Linked DNA regions of Homo sapiens: region 2 is linked to region 1. A link is an interaction called in ENCODE POLR2A ChIA-PET data of the cell type or tissue named here. Cell type or tissue: Panc1. All regions are shown on one strand. Each heading gives the region's core, and the rest is flanking DNA. Links, peaks and the distances in the headings are about the cores only.

Region 1 (7,729 bases), core at 728-5,727:
CAGGTTGCAGTATCAGCACTTGCGCCATTATTTTCCAAGTCTTAAATACTTTCTTAGAAATTGGCTATGCCGCCTCCAAGTAATAGGAGGTGCTTCAAGGCTTATTTTTTTTTCGGAGATCTGAGTCATAGCCATTAATTTTCCCATATACGCATGTATGTATATTGCTCCCTAGCAACATTAAAACAGCTTAATATGATAGAGAAACTAAATAAATACACTTGTTAAGAATATACACCTGGGAATATGAAATTTGCTTTATTTCTTACAAATATTTATTTCAGGAATAGTTTCATCTAATGTTATTCGTATTTCCAGACTTTGGCTGGGATGCTCGTATGTGATTCTGCTGAATCTTTTCTTGAAGGCAAATGCTTTTGTGTTCTGGTTTGTATGGTGAAGACTTGTATCTATTTGGTTTGATATCTAAAGCCTTTTCCAGCTGGGTGCAGTGGTGCATGTCTGTAATCCCAGCTATTTGGAAGGCAAAGGTAGGTAGATCTCTTGAGGCCAGGAGTTCAGGGCTGCAGTGTGATATAATTGTGCCTGTGAATAGCAATGGCACTCTAGTCTGGGCAATATAGTGAGATCCCATCTCAACAAAACAAAACAAAAATAACAGTAAAGCTTTTTGCAGCTTCTGGTAAGTCTTAGCTATGGCTGCTTCTCTTGGAAAGGCATTCTTGAAATTGCTGCTTTCTTTTTTTTTTTGAGACAGAATCTCACTCTGTTGCCCAGGCTGGTGTGCAGTGGCGTGATCTCAGCTCAGTGCAACCTCCGCCTCCTGGGTTCAAGTGATTCTTCTGCCTCAGCTTCCCAAGTAGCTGGGACTACAGGTACACGCCACCATGCCCGGCTAATTTTTGTATTTTTAGAAGAAACTGGGTTTCACCATATTGGCAAGGCTGGTCTCAAACTCCTGACCTTGTGATCCTCCCTCATTGGCCTCCCAAAGTGCTGGGATTACAGGCATGAGCTACCATGCCTAGCCAAAATTGCTACTTTGATAGCTTCTTTCTAAAGTCATTCTTCATAGGTTCCCACTTCTCTAGGCTCCTCTTTTCTTTATTCTTGTCGTGTAAGTGTTAAGAGACCCACACTAGATGCTGTTACATTATGAGTGACATTTTATTTACTAAAGAGAGGGTGATAATTTTCCACTCTGCTTTTATAGAAAAGGAAAACTATCTAGATTGCAGCTCTTTGGTGAGTATTACTTGAAATTTATACACAATTAATAATATAGTCAGCTTTCTAGCCACAGCTATAGCATCCCTGCCTTGAATACATACTTTTCAGAATTTTTTTTTTCCAAAAGCATGTATCACTTCCGTGGAACTCAGTAGCATTTTGAAATAGTGGTTGGAACTTCCAGTAGAGACATAAGGAGATCTTTGATTGCTTAATAAGAGCTGAAAGACCTTCCTTATGGTGATTCCTTAGGATTCTTAAAAGCTCTAAGATACTTTCTAATTAGATTTTTGCTGAATGTATTATGGAGTTGAAATAGAAATGTAGATTTTCCAAACTCAAAATACTTTAGTGACCAATTGCAAAATAAGAAACAAGATGGCAGCAAACCATATGGGCTTGATAGATCTGTTTTTGAAAGGAAGACTGAAAAATCTTTTCTCTAGTGGCCTATATCCAGTGGGTATATAGCTGTGAGAATTACATTTACCTAACAACCGTTGCCAGCTGTATAAATTGAATTTCGTTTAGTTTTGTTTGTTTGTTTGTTTTTTTGAGATTCCCTCTGTTACCCAGGCTGGAGTGTAGTGGTGCAATCTCCGCTCACTTCAACCTCTGCCTCTCGGGTTCAAGTGATTCTTGTGCCTCAGCCTCCCAAGTAGCTGGGATTACAGGCACCTGCCACCACACCTGGCTAATTTTTGTATTTTAGTAGAGACGGGTTTCGCTACGTTGGCCAGGCTGGTCTTGAACTCCTGGCCTCGAGTGATCTGCCCGCCTCAGACTCCCAAAGTGCTGGGATTACAGTTGTGAGGCACTGTACCTGGCCTGGATTTAGTTTTTATTTTAAATTGGATCTATTTGAAAAGTTACACTATAGTGATTAGGTCCCACCTGAGTTGCTTTTAATGATATTTTCTCACACAGACCCTAAATTGGCTACTTTTTAAAGCTGTGGCATTTTCTTAAACTCATCTTTTTCTAAACAAAGTGAAATTTCCAGTAAGACTTGAGAGACATGTGGTTAATCACATTGGATTGGCACTTGTACGTTACGCTGAGTTGCTGTAGAGTTTTTGTCAAGGTTTGTGTATCTGAAGTCATTTCATTTTAAGAGGAAAGAAAGTATGCTAAAGACCACTAATTAGCTATGTGACTTTTGGTCAGTTACTCTTAATTTATTGGGCACCTATACTAAGCATCGTTAAATGGGTTTTAATGAAACAAATACTAGCCCTGCCTGGATCACCATAGGGTTGCACTACCTCTCTACTCCATACAACTCTGTGTTTTTACACCTGTACCATTGTATTGTATGTCTTTTTTTTTCCAGATATATTCTGTTTGTGTATTTTTTCTCTTTTTTTTTTTCCATTGTAAGTCTTTATGTCTATAATCAACTCTATTTTTTTATGCTGTGTATTCCTGAGGCTAGGGACCATAGCAAATATTCAGATTATAGATAATAAAGGGCTTCAAAAACTATAAAATCGATAGGCATTTTGGACATTATAACACTCGATCTTAATTCCATCATCTTTTTTGGCAGGCAGTTCCCTGTTGAGGTATGGTATGAGGGCTGGGTAGATAAGAATGTTCAGCCACCTACTGGACTCCCCTGACACTACCCTGGCAAAAGTGGAGCACTGACTCATACCGCCTCACACTGCAGACAGGGGAGGTGGAAGTTCAGCTTCCCCCTTGGTCCTGTGTCATCTTCTTGGTGAAAGTAGGACACAGTTGCACCACCTGACTTGCATCACCTCATTGCCTTCTAGTGGCGTTATAAGCTTGGTTCCCTGCTGACTGACACCTGGGAAGGGGTGGTGGGCACCTCAGGGCACCTCTTTGTGCCTGTCACTGCCAGGTGGGGATGGAAACTGAGCTCACTGCTAGATCCTGTGACAGTACCCTACTTAACCTGGTCAACCCCACTGGGTAGGGGAATGGGAGTGCTGCTGCCGGCTTCCATGGGAGCGGGGTAGATGATCACCTCCTGTTCAGCCCCACTGAAACCATGGGGGAGGGGAAGTAACAGTTTTTCTGTTGATGTCTACTGGTATAGGGTGGATGTTGCCAAGATTTCTATTTTGTGAGCTACTTCTTTCTCAGTCTTTGGGCTAGGGGCAACAGACTTTACTGGGAGTTTTGTTTTGTTTTGTTTTTTAACTCTGTTCCTGTTAGCAGTTTTGTGTTGGAGGCTTCTGCAGTGTCCTGTCCAGGACATGTGGGAGGCAATAAGGAAATCCAGGAACTCATTGCTGTGTTGTTTTTTAAGTCCTGAGGTCCTTAAGTGGTCCACCACCTTCTTTCCATCATTCCAAGTCTTACTATGCTTGTGGTGTCAATGACTTTTCAGTTGTAAACAGAAGGACCTAGGAGCAATGGGACTACTCTTTCTTGGCCAAAACCAGAAGTCATGTCCTTTTTTCAAATGGGGAGGCTAACCCTTTTAATCAATTATCAGTGAAAGCAGCAGCAGCATATATGTAAATAAATATATATATATGTGTGTATATATATGTGTATATATATGTATATATGTGTATATATGTGTATATATGTATATATATGTGTGTATATATGTATATATATGTGTATATATGTATATATATGTGTATATATGTGTATATATGTGTGTATATATATATGTATATATATGTGTGTATATATATATGTGTATATATATGTGTGTATATATATATATGGGTCTTGCTCCACTGCCCAGGCTGGAGTGCAGTGGAGCAATCATGGCTTACTGTAGCCTTGAACTCCAGGGCTCAAGCAATCCTCCCACCTCAGCCTCCTGAGTAGCTGGGATTACAGGCACGAGCCACCATACCTAAATTAAATTTTTTGTACAGACAGAGTCATGCTGTGTCACCCAGGCTGGTCTTAAACTCCTGCGCTCAAGAGATTCTCCTGCCTCAGCCTCCCAAAGTGCTGGAATTACAGGTGTGTACCACTGCACCTGGCCAAGGCAGTGATTTTCAAACTGAATTAGCTTAGGTGTCAACTTTTTTTTCCTCCAAAGTTCTTGTTAAGGTGTCTACTTAATTTTTATTTTTTATTTATTTATTTATTTTTTGAGACGGAGTCTCCTCTGTTGAAGGCTGGAGTGCAGTGGCGTGATCTCGGGTCACTGCAACCTACGCCTCCCAGGTTCGAGCGATTCTCCTGCCTCAGCCTCCTGTTTAGCTGGGATTACAGGCATGTGTCACCACGCCTGGCTATTTTGTATTTTTAGTAAAGACAGGGTTTCATCATGTTAGCTAGGCTGGTCTTGAACTGCTGAGCTCAGGCAATCCACCTGCCTCGGCCTCCCAAAGTGCTGGGATTACAGGTGTGAGCCACCACGCCCGACCTCTTAATTTTTCTTTTTAAAAAAGAGTTTTGAAGACAAAATAAAAAACTTGAACATGATTTCTCTAGCACACTCCACTAAAAATTAAATCCAGTACTTGTTTTTCCATGCCTGTCTTTCACAGCTAGACTTTGATTCATTGGGAAGCTGGGACTCTATTTCTGTTTTTCTAGCACTTGAACATGGCCAGCATGTGGTACCTGTTCAGAACATGTTTGTGAAGGGATGGAGTCATTTATGCAGCTCCATCTTCTCTGCCCTTGTAGTTCCTTTACTCCATCCTCCATCTTAGGGAGTTTTTTTCTCTTGCTAGGTATCCTGGATACAGCCATCGTTGATCGGGGGAGGAATGTGGTGTCTGCTTCTCGAGATGGGACAGCACGACTTTGGGATTGTGGGCGCTCAGCCTGCTTGGGAGTCCTTGCAGATTGTGGTTCTTCTATCAATGGAGTGGCGGTGGGTGCTGCTGACAACTCCATAAACCTTGGCTCCCCTGAGCAGATGCCCAGTAAGTTGATAATGATATGTAGCATTGTTTTATTTTCTTAGGCCCCCTTCAGTGATTGCCTTAGTTTCTCCTTTTCTTCCTCATCCTTTTCTGCTCTGTGCCTGGTATTTCTGTTTTCACCATACGATTAATATTTACTCTGTACCTACTATGTTTCTATTACTTTGGAATCTACAAAGGAAGTATATGTCATAGCACTGCGTTTCAGTAAGTACAATCTAATGTAGAAGATGAGATAAATGCCTATAAAGCAGGGGTGTCCGATCTTTTGGCTTCCCTGGGCCACATTGGAAGACTTGTCTTGGGCCACACATAAAATACACAACATTGATGATAGCTGAGCTAAAAATAAATAAATCTCATAATATTTTAAGAAAGTTTATGAATTTGTGTTGGGCCTCATTCAGAGCCACCCTGGGCTGCAGGTTGGACAAGCTTGCTTTAAAACATTTAGAGAACAGTAACATTTGGCTGAAATAATTAGTGATTCTTTTTATTTATTTTATTCTTTTAGCGATAGAGTCCTGCTGTTTTGCCCAGGCTGGCATTGAACTCCTGGGCTCAAGTGATGCTCCCACCACAGCCTCCCTAATAGCTGGGACTACAGGCCTGCACCACCATGCCTGGCAAATTAGCAAGTCCTAATGCAAATATAATAGGTTTTCAGAGGGACGGAGTGTTCCCGGTTAGTATAGATAGGAAAGATGTCACAAAAGAAGTTGGCTTGAACCTTTAGAGGATAAGTTGAAGTTGAACAGACAGTAATTGTAAGGATAGGACAATGGGAGCTAGGGCAAGGGGTAGGTGTAGGGGCAGTTTGCATTATAGCTTGGACGTGAAACTAAGTGTTATATAAAAAGATATGTTTGACTGGGCTAGAAAGTTGAATTAAGAGGGGTAGTAGTAGGAAATGGGTTGAATAGCTGTGGTGAGAGACTAATAAAGGTCCTAATAAGGCAACTTTCCTTCTTATTTTCCCATAATAATAGTTGCATCTCTGTTCCATAGGACAATGTTTTTTCTACTGTTGTCTTAGCCCCTCACATTTTAAAAAATAGCCCTTATTTTTTAGGGCCATTTTAGGCTCACAGCAAAATTTAGCAGAAAGTACAGGGGACCAGGTGCAGTGGCTCACGCCTGTAATCCCAGCACTTTGGGAGGCCGAGGCGGGCGATTCACAAGGTCAGGAGCTCGAAACCAGTCTGGCCAACATAGTGAAACCCCATCTCTACTAAAAATACAAAAAATTAGTTGGGTGTGGTAGTGTGTGCATGTAATCCCAGCTACTCGGGAGGCTAAGGCAGGAGAATCGTGTGAACCTGGGAGGAGGAAGTTGCAGTGAGCTGAGATCGCTCCATTGCACTCCAGCCCAGGCGACAGTGTGAGACTCTGTCTCAAAAAAAAAAAAAAAAAAAAAAGTACAGGGAGTTCTTATATACCTTTTGCCTTACCCACTCACACATAGCCCTCCTCACTATCAATATCCCCCACCAGAGTGGTACATTTATTACAGCTGATGAACCTACGTGACACATTATTGTCACCCAAAGTTCAGAGTTTACATTAGGGCTTACTCTTGGTGTTATATATCCTATAGGGTCTGACAAGTGTACAGTGACATGTATTTACCATTGCAGTATCATACATAGTAGTTTCTTAGCCCTAATAATCCTCTGTACTCTGTTCAAGCAGTTCTCCTGCCTCTCACCCTCTCGAGTAGCTAGGACTCTAGGCATGCACCACTACACCTAGCTACTTTTTTTTATTTTTGTAGAGACAGGGTCTCACTATGTTGCCCAGGCTGGTGTTGAACTCATGGCCTCAAGTGATTCTCCCATCTTAGCCTCCCAAAGTGCTAGGATTACAAGCATGAGCCACAGCTCCTGGCCCTAAAGTAATTTAAATGAGAATATTTTTTCTTGTTTTCTGTAATTTTTCATTTCCCATTTACTCTTCAACCCATTCTAGGATGGTTTGTGCCCAAGTACTTGACTGAAATGGCTGTTGTTAAAGTCACCAGTGACCTTCCTTTTTTTTTTTTTTTTTTTGAGATGGAGTCTCACTCTGTTGCCCAGGCTGGAGTGCAGTGGTGCGATCTCTTGGCTCACTGCAGCCTCCACCTCCCAGGTTCAAGTGTTCGAGTGATTCTTGTGCCTCAGCCTCCCGAGTAGCTGGGATTACGGGTGCCCACCACCATGCCTGGCTAATTTTTGTATTTGTAGTACAGATGAGGTTTCACCATGTTGGCCAGGCTGGTCATGAACTTCTGGCCTCAAGTGATCCACCCTCCTAAGCCTCCCAAAGTGCTGGGCTTACAGGTGTGAGCTATGGGCCCCAGCCACCAGTGACCTTCTTCTTGCCTAATCCACCTTGTTTCTCTGTGCTTGTCTTTCTGAATTCAGTGGTATTTCACATAGTAAACCCTCTCCTCAAAAAACTTTTTTTTTTCATGGCTTCTGTGATACCACATAACACTGGTTTTCTTCCTATTTCATTGACTGCTACTTCTTAAAGGTCTCCTTTTATGAAACTCCTCTCTTCTACCTTTAAATACTAGAGGGCCCCACTATTAAGTTCTGGGCCCTCAGCTATAACTACAGTTTCTTCCTTTGTGACCTCATCTGTTCTATAGCTATCATTCCAAAGTTCATGTAAAGCATAGACCT
Region 2 (8,793 bases), core at 1,526-6,525, 170 kb before region 1:
AAGCTACAATGAACCGTGATCATGCCACTGCAGTCCAGCCTGGGTGACACAGCGAGACACTGTCTCAAAAAAAAAAAAAAAAAAAAGAAGAAAGAAAGAAAACAAGTGCTGGGACACAAAGCAAGTCTCAACAAATTTCAAATGTTTGAAATCATATAGAACGTATTATCTGCCCTCAGTGAAACTGAACAAGAAATTTACAACTAAAAGATATCCAGAAAATGTTGAAATGTTTGGAAATAACATAATGTACTTCTAACCCAGAGGTTCAAGAAGAACTCACAATGGAAATTTAGGCTTGGTGTGTTGGCTCGTGTATGTAATCCCATCACTTTGGGAGGCTGAGGAGGATCGAGTGAATACAGGAGTTCGAGATCAGCCTGGGCAAATAAGCGAGACCCTATCTCTACAAAAAATTTAAAATTTACTAGAGTGTGGTGGCATGCACCTGTAGTCCCCTACTTGGCAGGCCGAAGCAGAAGGATTGCTTGAACCTAGGAGTTTGAGGCTGCAGTGAGCTATGATCACACCACTGCACTCCAGCCTGGGTGACAGAGCAAGACCCTGTTTCTAAAACTCATCATCATTTGAGCTAAATGATAATGAAATCATTATAACATATGGCAAGCACTACCCATAAGAGCCAAAGTGCAGAAACAAGCCAAATGTCCATCAACTAATAAACAAAACGTGGTACACAGATACAATGGGATGAAGTATTGATAATATGCTTCAAAACAAATGAACCTTGAAAACACTACACTAACTGAAAGAGATCAGTCACTAAAGACCACATATTATTGCCGGGCATGGTGACTCACGCCTGTAATCCCAGCACTTTGGGAGGCCAAGGCGGGTGGATCATGAGGTCAGGAGTTCAAGACCAGCCTGGCCAACATGGTGAAACCCCGTCTCTACTTAAAAAAAATACAAAAATTAGCTGGGCGTGGTGGTGGGCGCCTGTAATCCCAGCTACTCGGGAGGCTGAGGCAAAGAATTGCTTGAACCCGGGAGGCGGAGGTTGCAGTGAGCCGAGATCACACCATGCACTCCAGCCTGGGCAACAGAGGGAGACTCCATCTCAAAAAAAAAAAAAAAAAAGACCACATGTTATTAATATATACTAAAAACCACTAAACTGTATACTTGATACAAGTAAATTATATGATATGTAAACTTTAGCTCCATAAAGTTGTTATAAAAATTTATGCAGGTGATGGTTGTACTAAATGTGAATGTTATTTTTTATTTATTTTTTACTTATTTATTTATTTTTAATAGAGACAAGGTCTCACTAAGTTGCCCAAGCTGGTTTTGAACTCCTGAGCTCAAGCAATCCTCCCACCACGGCCTCCCAAAGTACCAGGATTATGGTCGTGAGGCACCATGCCTAGCCGGTACTACAATGTGAATGTTCTTAATGCCACTGAACTACACACTTAAAAATGGCTAAAATGGTCAGGGACAGTGGCTCTTGCCTGTAATCCCAGATACTCGGGAAGCTGAAACTGGAGGATGCTTGAGGCAAGGAGTCCAAGGCTAGCCGGGCAACAAAGCAAAACTCCATCTCCAAAAACATTTAAAAAGAAATTTAGCCAAGCACAGTGGAGTAGACCTGTAGCCCCAGCTACTTGGGAGGTTGAGGCAGGAAGATTCAAGCCCAGGAGTTTGCAACTACTATAAACTGTGATAGTGCCACTGCACTCCAGCCCTGGCAACAGGGTAAGATCCTGTCTCAAAGTAAAAAATAAAATAAATATCCAATATTGAGGCCAGGAGCGGTCGCACTTTGGTAGGCCGAGGCAGGCAGATCACTTGAGGTCAGGAGTTTGAGGCCAGCCTGGGCAACATGGCAAAACCCCGTCTCTACTAAAAATACAAAAATTACCCAGCATAGTGGCACACACCTGTAGTCCCAGTTACTTGAGAGGCTGAGCCCAGATGATTGCTTGAGCCTGGGAGTCGGAGGCTGCAGTGAGCCAAGACTGCGCCACTGCACTCCAGCTTGGGCAACAGAGTGAGACTCCTGTCTCAAAAAACAAAACTAAACTAAACTAAACTAAACTAATATTGGGGCTGGGCACAGTGGCTCATGCCTGTAATCCCAGCACTTTGGGAGGCTGAGGTGGGCAGATCACTTGAGGTCAGGAGTTCAAGATCAGCCTGGCCAACGTGGTGAAATCCTATCTCTACTAAAAATACAAAAATTAGGCAGGTCTAGTACTCAGGATGCTGAGGCACAAGAATCGCTTGAACCTGGGAAGTGGAGGCTGCAGGGAGCCAAGATCACAGCACTGCACTCTGGCCTGGGAGACAGAGCAAGACTGCAAAAAAAAAATAGTAATAATAATTAAAAAAAAAAAAAAAAAAAAAATATATATATATATATATATAAATACTGGAACACCAAAGATAACTAAAAAGTAAACTAAAAAATTTTTTAAGAGATGGGGTGTCACTATATTGCCCAGGTTGGTCTCGAACTCCTGGGCTCAAGTGATCTTCCCGCCTCAGCCTCCCAAATGCTGGGATGAGTCATGAGCCACCAGTGCACTCAGCCTGATTTTTTATTTTTTATTTTTTTGAATCAGGGTCTTGTTCTGTCTCAGGCTGGAGTGCAGTGACACCAATCATGGCTCACTGCAGTGCCAAGTCCTTGGGCTCAAGAAATCCTGCCACCTCTAAGGTTGATTATTAAAAGTTAGATAAACTAATTATTGGGGCCTCAAGAAAACCGAGGGATATTAATTTAAAAGATAAGTTTTATAAGTGGCAAAGTAAGTCCTCACATAATATACTCTTGAAGGATACCTAGGATTCACACAATCTAAGACTGGTATTTGCATAAAAAAGAGAAGCCTCAGGCCGGGCCCGGTGGCTCATGCCTGTAATCCCAGCACTTTGGGAGGCCCGGGCGGGCAGATCACAAAGTCAGGAGATGGAGACCACCACCCTGGCTAACACAGTGAAACCCCATCTCTACTAAAAATACAAAAAATTAGCTGGGCTTGGTGGCACACACCTGTAGTCCCAGCTACTCAGGAGACTGAGGCAGGAGAATCGCTTGAACCTGGGAGGCAGAGGTTGCAGTGAGCCGAGACTGCGCCACTGCAGTCCAGCCTGGGCAACAGAGCAAGACTCTGTCTCAAAAAAAAGAAAAAAAAAAAAAAGAGAGGACTCAATTAGTCTACAATCTATAACTATGATAAATTCTGACCTGCTTCATAATTCTTGGTCAATAACATTGGCCAGATAGTATTGAACTAGACCAATTAGATATTTATATTTTTTACTTTTTCCCACAAAAAAACACTATAAAAAATTAATCCGCTATGATAATGGTAGCTTAAATCATATGCTATGATTGTAGTAACAAAGCCAAGCAAAAGACACTATCTAGTCATTGTTCCATCCTGGTAACAAAGACAGTTGAGAAAAGTACCTAGGGATCACAACAGAAAAGCTCAGCTGCAAGCAAACCTCACTGCAATATCATATCCAAGGGCGTCTCACCTAGGTGATGCAATTCTAGAGGAAAACAAAATCAAATAAACCAAGCTAATGCTACTTCAGTGTAACTTACCTAGTCAATAAAACTAAAGTTTAAAAATCTAGTAGCCTTTCTCTAAAAGACCTAAATTGAATCAAGATTTTTTGTTTCTCCTAAAGTTAATTTAAAAAAAAAAAAACTAGCTGGCCAGGAGCAGCGGCTCACGCCGGTAATCCCAGCACTTTGGGAGGCCAAGGCAGGCGGATCACCTGAGGTCAGGAGTTTGAGACTAACCTGGCCAACATGGTGAAACCCCGTCTCTACTAAAAATACAAAATTGGCCAGGCGTGATGGCATGCGCCTGTAATCCAGCTACTCGGGGGGGCTGAGGCAGGACAATCGCTTAAACCTGGGAGGCAGAGGTTGCAGTGAGCCGAGATCACGCCAGTGCACTCCAGCCTGGGCAACAGAGTGAGACTCTGTCTTTAAAAAAAAGAAAAAAAAAAACTACACTACACCTGTACAGTCGTATTTAAAAATGGAGAGAATGAATGTGGTTGTATAGAAAATTTGTTAAAATAAGTAATTTCACATCTATGGCTCAAAAGTTGTTTTTAATAAAAGTGGTTTCTCCACAATAATATTTATTAGATCTACAGTATGAGTTTCCAGCATGATGAAATAGAGACATCCAAAGTAAAAACAAAAAATATTTACCTGACAAAACAAAATATACTCCTTCCCCCCACCCCCCCAACAGAGTCTTGCTCTGTCGCCCAGGCTGGAATGCGGTGGCGCAATCTCGGCTCACTGCAAGCTCCACCTCCCGGGTTCACGCCATTCTCCTGCCTCAGCCTCCCAATCAGCTGGGATTACAGGTGCATGCCACCACGCCTGGCTAATTTTTTGTATTTTTAGTAGAGACGGGGTTTCACCATGTTGGCCAGGCTGGTCTTGAACTCCTGACCTAAGGTGATCCACCCACCTCGGCCTCCCAAAGTGCTAAGATTATAGGCGTGAGCCACCGTGCCTGGCCCAAAATATACTCTTACCATATGATCCAGCGACCATGCTCCTTGGTATTTACCCAAAAGAGCTGAAAACATGTCCACACAAAAATCTGCACAAGAAAAAAAAAAAGGACGTACATGTATGTTTACAGCTGCTTTTTATTAGTAACTGGCAAAACTTGAAAGCAACCAAAATGTCCTTCAGTAGGTGAATGGATACACAAACTGTGGTATATCCACACAATTGAGTATTATTCAGCACCAAAAAGAAATAAGCTATCAAATCATAGAAAGACATGCCAGAACCTAATGTGAACTATTAAATGAAAATATCTTATCTCGAAAGGAATGCATACATGATCCAACTACATAATATTCTGGAAAAGACAAAAAGAAATAAAAAATTAAAACAAAATGAAATGAAATTTTTTAAGATTTAATTTTTTAGATCAGTTTTAGGTTCACAGCAAAATTGAGAGGCACTTACTGATATTTCCTATATATCTCCTGCCTCCAGGAGACATATAGGGACAAGAAGGGAATGTGATTTAAAAAGAAAAACAAAATTAAAAAAGAAAAAATAAAATAGGCTGGGCATGGTGGCTCACGCCTGTAATTCCAGCACGTTGGGAGGCTGAGGCAGGTGGATTACTTGAGGTCAGAGGTTCACGACCAGCCTGGTCAATATGGTGAAACCCTGTCTCTACTAAAAATACAAAAATTAGCTGGGTGTGGTGGTGGGCACCTGTAACCCCAGCTACTTGGGAGGCTGAGGCAGGAGAATTGCTTGAACCCAGGAGGCAGAGGTTGCAGTGAGCTGAGATTGTGCCACTGCACTCCAGCCTGGGCGACAGAGCGAGACTCTGTCTCAAAAATAAATAAATAAATAAATAATAATAAAACAAAATAGAAACAGGGTCTGGCTATGGCTGCCCAGCCTTGTCTCAAACTCCTGGATTCAAGTGATCCTCTCGCCTAAGCTTCCCAAAGTGCTGGGATTACAGGCGTGATCCACCACACGCAGACAAAAAAACTTGTTTAACTACATAAAAGCTGCAGATAAGAAAGATACATAATGGTAAAGACAGACTACTGATTACTCTTATCAAAGAAAAATGGGCCAGGCGTGGTGGCTCACGCCTGTAATCCCAACACACTGGGAGGCTGAGGCAGGTGGATCACCTGAGGTCAGGAGTTCAAGACCAGCCTGACCAACACGGAGAAACCCCGTCGCTACTAAAAATACAAAATTAGCTGGGCGTGGTAGCACATGCCTATAATCCCAGTACTTGGGAGGCTGAGGCAGGAGAATCGCTTGAACTCGGGAGATGGAGGTTGCAGTGAATCGAGATTGCCCCATTGACTCCAGCCTGGGCAACAAGAATGAAAATCTGTCTCAAAAAAAAAAAGTAAACAAATACATCAATGCTCAAATGGCTATTTCTCACTTCATTCCAAAACTATTAAATGCTAGGAAATAAGGAGGTTGGGGGATAAGAATGCAAAAACAAATACGAGTAAAGCCCTGACCTGAAAGGAGCTTACAATCCACTGAAGAAAACAAATATGCACACATACAAGAGAGTGAACAAGATAAGAAAGCACTGTAAGGCCAAGCACGGTGGCTCACGCCTGTAATCCCAGCACTTTGGGAGGCCAAGACGGGCAGATCACTCGAGTTTGAGACCAGCCTGGGCAGCATAGTGAAACCCCATCTCTACTAAAAATACACACACAAAAAAAATTAGCCAGATCTTGTGGTGGGCACCTGTAATCCCAGCTACTCCAGAGGCTGAGGCAGGAGAACTACTTGAACCTGGGAGGCGGAGGTTGCAATGACCCAAGATTGCGCCACCGCACTCCAGCCTGATCAACAGAGCGAAACTCTGTCTCAAAAAAAAAAAAAAAAAGAGAAAAAAGAAAGAAAGCACTGTCAGTGTCCAACCTCCATACTAGCAGAGGTATCCTTCTTCAATTTATAAAACATTGCAGGGGTCCCCAGTATCCGTAAGATAATGTTAAACTTTTAGCAGGTCATCAAGGACCTTTATGTCAAACTTGAGTTTGAAGCCAGGTGTGGTGGTGTGTGCCTGTAGTCCCAACTACTCAAGAGTATCAGGTGGGAGGATCACTTGAGCCCAGGAGACTGAGGCTTCAGTGAGACAGGATCACTGCAGCCTGGGCAATATGGCGAGATCCTGTCTCAGAAAAAAACCACCAACCAAAAAAAAACACTTAATTCTGAGCCTAGCCTCCAGTCTCATCTCACACCTTTAACAAACATAAACCTCATCTGCCAATTACAGAAGGCTATTCATTATTCTCCAAGCATACTATGTACTTTAGAGGCTCTGAACCCTTGCTCACATAACACAATTTTGTGAAACTTTTCTTTCCTGGTTACATTATTAGCTCATAAAATTGATATCAGATATGGTTCTGCCTGAAGGAAAAAAAACTAAATTATCTTTCTAAATTACTTTCAGCCTAAGATTGCATCTCTCTAAGAATTTTAGATCAGCCAGGTGCCATGGCTCATGCCTGCAATCCCAGCATTTTGAGAGGCTGAGGCAGGGATCACTTGAGCCCAAAAGTTCAACATGGACAACATGGCAAGACCCTATCTCTACAAAAAATTTTAAACTGGACGGGCGCAGTGGCTCACGCCTGTAATTTCAGCACTTTGGGAGGCTGAGGCGGGTGGATCACGAGGTCAAGAGATGGAGACCATCCTGGTTAACACAGTGAAACCCTGTCTCTACTAAAAATACAAAAAATTAGCCGGGCATGGTGGTGGGCGCCTGTAGTCCCAGCTACTCGGGAGGCTGAGGCAGGAGAATGGCGTGAACTCGGGAGGTGGAGGTTGCAGTGAGCCGAGATCGCACCAATGCACTCCAGCCTGGGTGACAAAGGGAGACTCCATCTCAAAAAAAAAAAAAAAAAATTTAAATTAGCCACATGTAGTAGCACATGCTTGTGGTCCCAGCTACTCAGGAGGCTGAGGGAGGAGTATCACTTGAGCCCAGGAGGTCAAGGCTGTAGTATACTGTGATGACACCACTGCACTCCAGCCTGGGCAACAGAGTGAGACCCTGTCTCCAAAAAAAAAAAAAAAAAAAAAAAAAAAAAAAAAAAAGAATTTTAGATGGCAGCAGGACTTTTATTTTACTCCTACAACAAAGTCAACATACTTTTATAATTGTATCATAAGGACAAAAAGAGAAATCAAAATAGTTTGCACTCTAAAAGAATATTCCAGTGGAAAGTTCAAAATAAGCACTGGGGCTGGGCGCGGTGGCTTACGCCTGTAATCCCAACACTTTGGGAGGCCGAGGCGGGCAGGTCATGAGGTCAAGAGATCGAGACCATCCTGGCCAACATGGTGAAACCCCATCTCTACTAAAAATACAAAAATTAGCTGGGCATGGTGATGCACACCTGTAGTCCCAGCTACTCAGGAGGCTGAGGCAGGAGAATCGCTTGAACCCGGGAAGTGGAGGTTGCAGTGAGCCGAGATCGCGCCACTGCACTCCAGCCTGGTGACAGAGCGAGAATCCATCTCAAAAGAAAAAAAAAAAAAAAGAGTAAAGAGTACTGGCATAAGACTGACTACTAGCACAAGACTCACTTTATCAGCATTATTTCACTCAAACACTTAAGTGTAGAAATTTTAAATAAAGCATGATCCATCTTTTCTTATGGGAAAAAATAGGAAAAATTGGTAATATAATAAACACATTAACACTATCTCAAAGTATCTTGTTAATGCATTTATTTACTAGTTTACCTCTCTCAACTACACACGATAAAATAAGAAACAAGAACTGTATTTTTCTTGTTCATAGCTGTATACTCAGAGAGTCAGTTTCTGCCTGGCACTGAATGAATTAATTAACCAATGGAGAGAAACTTCACCAAGTAGACTTCATTCAGTACTTTAGGCAGTTAATGTGGTCCAGAGTTTGGCCTAAAACAACTTTGCATTCTTAGAAAAATGAAAGTGGATACAACTCACAGAGACATAAAATTAACCTTAAGAAATAGAGACACAGGCCGGGTGCAGTGACTAACGCCTATAATCCCAGTACTTTGGGAGGCTGAAGCAGGTGGATCACTTGAGGTCGGGAGTTTGAGACCAGCCTGACCAACATGGTGAAACCTTGTCTCTATTAAAAATTCAAAAATGAGATGGGTGGATCATCTGAGGTCAGGAGTTTGAGACCAGGCTGGCCAACATGGTGAAACCCTGTCTCTACTAAAAATATAAAAACTTAGTCAGGCATGGTGGCGTGT

Evidence for each region. Peaks named below come from ENCODE experiments on the same cell type or tissue, not always from the same donor. Only the 100,000 strongest peaks of a DNase experiment are listed, where the experiment ranks them.
Region 2: POLR2A ChIA-PET joins it to region 1 with 7 read pairs; 2 of 35 experiments call an interaction of 5 or more read pairs at or near these places.

What each region holds. Positions count from the first base shown.
Region 1 is chr11:73,904,531-73,912,259 of GRCh38, forward strand. It overlaps PAAF1 (proteasomal ATPase associated factor 1), which reads left to right. Exons shown (of 12, transcript NM_025155.3): 7 at 4,869-5,063. Among named protein-coding and RNA genes, the nearest start is that of PAAF1, 31 kb to the left of the region's middle. RefSeq lists an enhancer at 2,813-2,952. In Panc1, for the core only: no CTCF peak of the experiment used is centred there; a DNase peak (open chromatin) is centred at 2,866.
Region 2 is chr11:73,736,912-73,745,704 of GRCh38, forward strand. All of the region lies in intron 1 of RAB6A (RAB6A, member RAS oncogene family), which reads right to left. Among named protein-coding and RNA genes, the nearest start is that of RAB6A, 20 kb to the right of the region's middle. In Panc1, for the core only: no CTCF peak of the experiment used is centred there; no DNase peak of the experiment used is centred there; H3K27ac peaks cover 288 bases.